Regions from separate parts of the Mus musculus genome. Here all the other regions are linked to region 1. Evidence: chromatin loops called from intact Hi-C (ENCODE). Cell type or tissue: heart. All regions are shown on one strand.

The links. Hi-C counts contacts between places; a loop is a spot of excess contacts. Peaks named below come from ENCODE experiments on the same cell type or tissue, not always from the same donor. Only the 100,000 strongest peaks of a DNase experiment are listed, where the experiment ranks them.
Region 2: a loop joins it to region 1, with 8 times the contacts of the local background. A loop is called at or near these places in 19 of 42 quality-filtered maps.
Region 3: a loop joins it to region 1, with 19 times the contacts of the local background. A loop is called at or near these places in 3 of 42 quality-filtered maps.

The regions. Positions count from the first base shown.
Region 1 is chr6:36,902,757-36,905,256 of GRCm38, forward strand. The region is part of intron 28 of Dgki (diacylglycerol kinase, iota); the gene reads right to left. It overlaps Gm52857 (a long non-coding RNA gene), which reads left to right and starts at 777. Exons shown (of 3, transcript XR_003956276.1): 1 at 777-999. In heart, a CTCF peak has its summit at 1,261 (motif pointing left); no DNase peak of the experiment used is centred here; H3K27ac peaks cover 910 bases.
Region 2 is chr6:36,690,537-36,693,036 of GRCm38, forward strand. No RefSeq gene overlaps it. Among named protein-coding and RNA genes, the nearest start is that of Ptn, 120 kb to the right of the region's middle. In heart, a CTCF peak has its summit at 1,116; no DNase peak of the experiment used is centred here.
Region 3 is chr6:36,003,345-36,005,844 of GRCm38, forward strand. No RefSeq gene overlaps it. Among named protein-coding and RNA genes, the nearest start is that of Gm38790, 4.9 kb to the left of the region's middle. In heart, a CTCF peak has its summit at 1,548 (motif pointing right); no DNase peak of the experiment used is centred here.

The DNA of each region.
Region 1 (2,500 bases):
CCTCCCCTCCCCTCGTTCCTTTCTTTCTTTTCCTGGTCACAGTCCTGAGATCTTCCTAGGCTCCCCTCATCTTTACCTCTCACTCTTTGGTAAAACACAATCTTTTTGCAATGAAGCACACCACATAGGTACACTCTGTTGCTATGGTGAATTTTTGGAAATATCTGGGCCTGGAGTATTCTGCTTGGCTATGAGACACCTAAGGGGTCTCAAATGGAAAACAATTTCTCATGGGACACTCCTTCCAGGCACATTTTCAGGGTCCTGTTTACTACTAAAGAAATGCCATCTTTGGGTTCCCACTGTTCCACTGTTAAAGGCTGCTGCTGCAGACTTAGCAGCTCCCAGTGCCTGCTGATGGGCACAGATTTCCACTTACATCAAGGAAACCCAGGTGTGCCTTAATGCACTTTGAAAGTGAACTGTAGATTCTTATTTCTAGGCAAGGGCTTTTCTCACTTAAACTTCCACCAAAGGTCTGTGTGTCTATCCCTAGAGGACTCCATTCCATGAAGTCTCATGGAGGACTTGTTGAGAAACACTGAGCCAGCCAATAGGTCCAAGGTACAACTTTGTTACCGTTACTGGGGCCCCAGAGCATCTATAATTAAGGACAAGAGGACCAAAAGTCCTTTGCTTGAGACTCTCCATCAGCTACACAAACCCGCCTTTGTTTGCTTTTGTTCCTTCTCGTTATGCTCATTTCTCTAAGACAATGAACAAAGCACAGATGTCAAAGAGCTCAGGCGAGAAAGAGACAGAGAGAGAGAGAGCAAGGATGAAAGCTACAGCAGCCACACAAAGTAGCATTGAGAGGAGAGAGACAAACACACTCTATTCATGTCCCCTTCAGGGACAGCCAGAGGGCCTCAAAGGTAACATTCACTCCCAACACAGGGAAAGGGCAGAGAGTGGGGGAGGAGCGCAGAGATGGGCATCGTCGATGAGGTGACAGTCCCAAAATGCACATCACAAACACGGGTGAGCTCTTCATTTGAGGTGAGTATCTATCCACTCAATTACCACTCCATCTTCAAAATTCTCCACGCAAGTACAGCCACGGATGACCCGTGTGAAAGCTGTGTTCGAAATATACTGTCATTTTTAAAAAATAGATTCTTGCATTTACATCTATTAATCCTTTTTAAAAGCAATTTCATCATTAGCTTGTACAATTTGCTTTTCCAGCCTGAAAACTCTTCCTAGTCAGTTTCTGGAGGCCCCTAAACACCCTTTGAATTGAAATGTTACTGCCACCTACCGTTCCTTTCCAGGAATGTAACCAAAATGAGAAAGGAGTTTCTTCCAAGCGAAAAGGGCCAGGGGGCCTTGACACAGGAGAGTAATAGATAAAGGAGGTAGAGTCAGGTTTACCTATTTATTCAGCATGGAGATCTGACTGTCACACTGCGTGTAAGCATTTGAAATCTGTGAGCAATCAGCCTTTGCAAAAGCATTTGTCAGCATGCGTCTGAAAAAGGAAACATGGAACAGGAAAGATACAACCAAAGGAGACACACACAGAGGGAGTCAGGGGTATAGCCTTTAGAAACCAGACTCATGCTTTAGCAGCACTTGGGAAGCCCTGACTCACAGCTCAGTCTGGGACACAAATCTGTTTGCATTTTGGGAATATGTGGTTTATTTTAATTTAACATGCTATTACATTTATTTGTGTTGATGAGGGATACTAAAGGCAAGCAGAGGAACCACAATAATGACAACGGGCCAGAAAAGTGCCCGCGGCTCTCTCTGAGAACAACGGAGAGTTTGCATAGCGCTGGTAAGGACTCAGACTGGTGCATCGATGAGAGATGCTTAGAACACTTCCAGACATTTACTAGGAACTTGATGTGGGACTGAGGCTAACCATCCGCGGAGAGCAAGGAAGGAAGGCCAGGCTGGGGCCCACATTCCCTTCTGCTTCCTGAATATCAGTTGCCACGTCCAGTAATGTGGTAGGAATCCTGTGGAACGGGCTCCCCAGGATTCAGCTCTGAGAAGAATAAACTGGCTCCTTCAGTGCTGGGTTCTGCTCCTATTCAGAAAGGGAGAAATGATGTTTTGGGCCCCAGTGAAAGTGTGCCCACTCTTCTGATAGCTCCAGAATGTTCTAAAGGGCTATTAATAATCATGACTAAAGAACTTGCCCCTTTAGCAGAGAGGCGGTATCAGTTGGTGGAACTAGTATCCCTTGTATGGATGGTCACTTGTTTTAGCTTTGGACACCATCCTCCCTACCCTGGATCTCTACTGCACTTATAAAACTGATGAGAGCCAAAGCCATCCTGTAACTGGATTAAAGAGGGCTGACTGTACAAAATCCCACGGCACAGAACACCTGGTACTGGCACAGGGATGTTCCCAGGGGAGACAAGACGGGCTGTGCACAGAGCCTCCCTGTTCTTGGGAACACTTTTGTTTGAATTGGCCCAACAGCACTCCAGCTTCTGCATACAGGAAGAGATGGAGATACAGCTATGTAGTTTTAAATGATACC
Region 2 (2,500 bases), 210 kb before region 1:
CAGTAACTATGTTTTCTAAGTACTTAGTCATATCATTGATTAAAATATAACAAGGGCAAGAAGAATAGAATCAACAATATTGTGTTAGAAATACCCAACATACAGAAAGAGCAACTTAACTCTAGAGTGGTTGCTTGATAACACTCAGAACAATTCAGACTATTTTTCAGTCTATCACTAACCATGAAGTAAGAGGAGCCTTTGTCTAGATGGCATGTAGAAGCCATTACACCTAACATTTCAGCCCTATATTTTTAAGGGCAATATATTTTTATGTATCATTAATCGATAAATCTATATTGCCCACAACCAATAACCACATTAACTTGGCTACAGGATCTAAAACATGGTTAATAACTCATCTTTGATGTCATCCATCTGACACCATAGCAGTGTACTTGGGGAATTTTCTCTTTTTTCTAAAATAAAAAAGCCTTGAAGACGTAATTTTGAATATTGAATGTTCTTCTCGGCACACATATTCTTACCATTTTATTAGCTTCACAATTCCAAGCACCAACATTGTGCATTTCTAATATTTTGGAACGCTGTCATTATGTTGTAAACAACATAACAGTGTTTGGGTGCCAGAGGGTAGATAAGTGTGGGATTTCCATAGAAACAGGCAGAGATTCTTAATATTGCCAAAACAATTTGGCATTTTGAAGACAATTTGTCACTTCCAAACTTCCTGATAATTGGCCTTACTGGCATGACTATTCAAAAACATTAACACAGCATCGTACACCACTTAGCTTATTTAAAAGCTAAATATGTGAAAAGGTTTAAAGGTATTTCCTGGTAAAAAACCGTGGATTTGGATATCATACTTGAGACTTCAACCTTAGTTTTAGCAAATCTCGATATGGACAAGTCCTCATCTTACATTTTATGATCTCGTTGATTCTAATCATACACATTTTCGTAACTTCAGTCTGCCTTTTACTCGGAATCACCCTTCTCTGACCCTTCCCTGGATCTTTTCCAGGTTTGTTGCACACTGCTTAGGTAGGTTGATCACATGTTCCACAGCTTTCTCCCAGGGTGGATGCATTGAGGACTCTGCCCTCCACATCTTAATCACACAAGGGGACTGCTTCACTGCAGTTCCTTGAGATTCCACAGGATGGTGGCCTTGTCTCCACAAACCAGACTTCAAGTTCTGTGCTAGGACTTTATTAGCCTCAGTTTCAAGCTTGGGTCTCAAAAGCAGCTGTCAATCTGTTAAAGCCCCTAGTAACAGCTGAGCTTCCGAACTCCAGCCAGCACCTGTGGCTGTGATATAGACACAACCAGTGAGTTGCCAGGTGCCTGCACTGAGCAGCAGAATACCCCAATTCTCTCTCTCTCTCTCTCTCTGTCTCTCTCTCTCTCTCTGTCTCTCTCTATGTCTCTGTCTCTCTCTCTCTGTCTCTGTCTCTCTCTCTCTCTCGTAGATAAAAATTTACAAGTACTTAAATAATAAATAATATCTTATTCTGCTTCTTGTCCTCTAATCTTAATAATGTACCCCCTTAAGAGCATCATTTTTCCAATAAAGGAGTCAACACGGACTCTGAGTATCCAGCGCCAGTTCCAGCATGCTCTCTATGTCAAGTGTACACCAGGTGAGATTTCAAAACTCCAACACCAAAAGATAATGTAAAAAAAAAAAAAAAGATTTATGCTTTGATGTGTATGAAATGTTTCTATTATATTAAGTTAATATATATTATTCAATATGATTTCACTGGTTATTTCTTAACAGTATTTAACAGAAATTTTGAACTTGCATATAACGTGCTTTCCTGGTTCATATAAGAGTTCTATCGTACTGAGCTTTGTGGAAGAAGACTGGATGGCGTTTATTAAGCACTGAGGCTTCGGTATTTCAATACAACATTTCCTCAGATACTCAGCTTTAGCAGGCTGGTTGTTAATCAAGCCTTCTTTGGAACTGAATGCTAGGGAAGTGGTTGAGACTTTGGTGTGACTGTGACACGGATGGACCCTGAGCAGTGCTAAAGAAGAGCTGAGCTATTTTGGCTGACCATCAGACTAACAGGTGATTAAATGATGTATGGTTCCCCTACTTCAGCTGGGTTGATTTAAAAATAATATGATAGATTGATATTTTGTACTTTTTATTTTTTATTAGATATTTTCTTTATTTACATTTCAAATGCTGTCCCGAAAGTCCCCTATACCCTCCCCCAGCCCTGCTCCCCTACCCACCCACTCCCACTTCTTGGCCCTGGTGTTTCCCCTGTACTGGGGAATATAAAGTTTGCAAGATCAAGGGGTCTCTCTTCTCAATGATGGCCGACTAGGCCATCTTCTGCTACATATGCAGCTAGAGACACCAGCTCTGGGGGTACTGGTTAGTGCATATTGTTGTTCCATCTATAGGGTTGCAGACTCCTTCATGTCCTTGGGTACTTTCTATAGCTCCTCCATTGGGGGTCCTGTGTTCCATCCAATAGATGACTGTAAGCATCCACTTCTGTATTTGCTAGGCACT
Region 3 (2,500 bases), 900 kb before region 1:
TCAGAGCCCACATGGTGGAAGGAGAGAACTGACTGCCACAATTTTCTTCTGGGGCCCATGTTTGTGTGTTGGGGTGTGTGTGTGTGTGTATGTGTGTGTGTTTGAGCACACATTCACTCTCCCACACATAAGTAGATAGATGGATGAATGGATATGTAGGTAGGTAGATAGATAGATAGATAGATAGATAGATAGATAGATACATAGATAGATAGATAGATAGATAGATAGATAGATAGATAGATAGATAAATAAAATGTGAGTCTTCAAAGAATAAACCATGCTTCTGAACTTTGTCCCAGCCTTCTAATTAGCCTCTCTCCCCAATTGTCACTCTGGCTTCTGGTGTTTGCTCCTCACCCTGTGTTCTCACTACTCTTGCATGTGGCATTTCCTCATGAGTACACAGTATCACTGGAGAGGATGATCTAGTCATTTACTAAGTCTCTAAGACAAATTTGTCTTCTTTTGGAAACCCTGAGTAGACTTCTAATTTCAAAAATGGGTTCAAGGTTGTGCTGAAGAGAGGAACACACACACATTGTATGGAGCAAGGCTTTCTTAAACAGCTGGCTGCTGTATGTATGCAGTTAGGCTTGTGTGTGTCTTAGGGTTTGAGAGGAGTAAAAAAATTATGCTTTAAATGAGGAAGGGCATAAGCATCTATGGCAATAACATAATACAGGACAATGAACAGGAAGTAAAATGGATAGCAAATCACTCTTATGTGGCCCCTCAAAAAATTGTATAGTAATTCATTTTTACCAAGGAGAAATAGCATCTAGAAAGAATTGTTGGTAAGGGGTGCCATCCTAAGTTTGACTAATTTTAAAATGACACTCTTGTACCTACTTCTATGGTTAACCTACTTACATCTATATTTCTATATTTACAAGATATTTTTAGAACTAGCTTTATTTTCTTATTTAGTTATCTGACTTTTTTGTTTCTCTCTCTCTCTCTCTCTCTCTCTCTCTCTCTCTCTCTCTCGTGTGTGTGTGCATTCTTGAGTCTAGGGATTTTAAAGACCCATTTTTAGTACTTCAGTTTGTTAGCAATGAGTCTGAAGTTAGATATTAAAATTTCACCTAAGAGTGTTTACTTAGAAGCTCTGAGAGTGCACTGGACAAGTGTGAAAAGTGATCGACAAGCAGAGAAATGTCATGGAATTATTTCTTTTTATCCATTCACTTACATGCTTTCTTGCTATTGTTGGTTTCAGTGTCCAATGGACTAGCAGGTTTCAGGAACCAAAATGGATAGGTACAATACAGTTTTCCTGGTATGAAGGTTGTGTGATGTAAATTGCATTTATTTAACCACTTAGCATAGTGCCTAACAGAGAGGAATCAGGACTCATTCCTAAACTCACCAAGTACCACAGTGCTCCTCATGTAATTCTCAGTGTTGGGACTCTATTCTCAAGTCTTGTGCCTTTGATACAGTATCAGATAAGATTCAGACCAGGCCACAAATGCAAGCAATGCTGAATGGGACTCTCTGACCTAGTAAAAGAAACTTGCAGCTGAAAAGCTTGTCCACTAGAGGGCAGAGCTCTTAAGTTGCAAGCTGTGATCTAGTACAGTAGGTAATGGGATTCTATCAGATGTTGTTTGTTTTGCCCATGCTTTGTTCCAAACCATAGTAACAGAGTGCGTGAAAGACATGCTTAATCCCAGGTGTGCAGAATAAAAGTTTCACTTTTCCCTTCTTAGCAAAGCATTTCTTTCCTGAGAAATGTGTTGTAAATCTTGACACCCTTAGAATATGCTGTCTGACTACTGAAGCATTTCCTTGTATCTAATATTGGTTGGAGCAGCAAGGAGAGAGGCAATGGTAGCTCTATTTCCCAACCTCATTATCTCTGTTGACCTAACATACTGGAGGTCTAGGAACCTCCCTTGCTAGAGTTGATGAAAATTAAAGCATGAAATAACAGTTCAGGGAAATTGTCCAAGGCACAGAACATCAAACTTGGAAATGATTTTAGCGTGCACAGTCTTCATTTTATTGATAATAAAATGAAGTCTGAGACCAGGAACTGACTTTTTATTAAGTACACAGCTAGTAATCTAAGACACAAACCAGGCCTAGAACCAGGTCTCATTTTTATACACCATTCCACCTTGCTCATCAACCTGAGAAATATTTGGGTGACCCTGGTTCACAAAGCCCCTCAGTGTCCTGATTAGAGAACCCTGATGAGATGCATCGTACAGATACAGTTGACTCGGCATTAATAAATACTATGGTTATACCAAATCAATTCATCTTCTATTGGATTGGATCTTACTTTTAAGAACACCTTAGAGATGCATGCTTCTTCATTGCTAGGCTTTATAAGTGGGGAATTTACAGTTGAGAAGTTATATGATCGTGTTGGTCGGCTGATGTTGATTAAGCAACCTCATCTTGATTTAGTTGAGAAACAGAGGATCAGGTATGGACTGGGGTTGTGTGTATGGGTAATAGTTTTCTGCCCTTTTAAATCTGATGATAA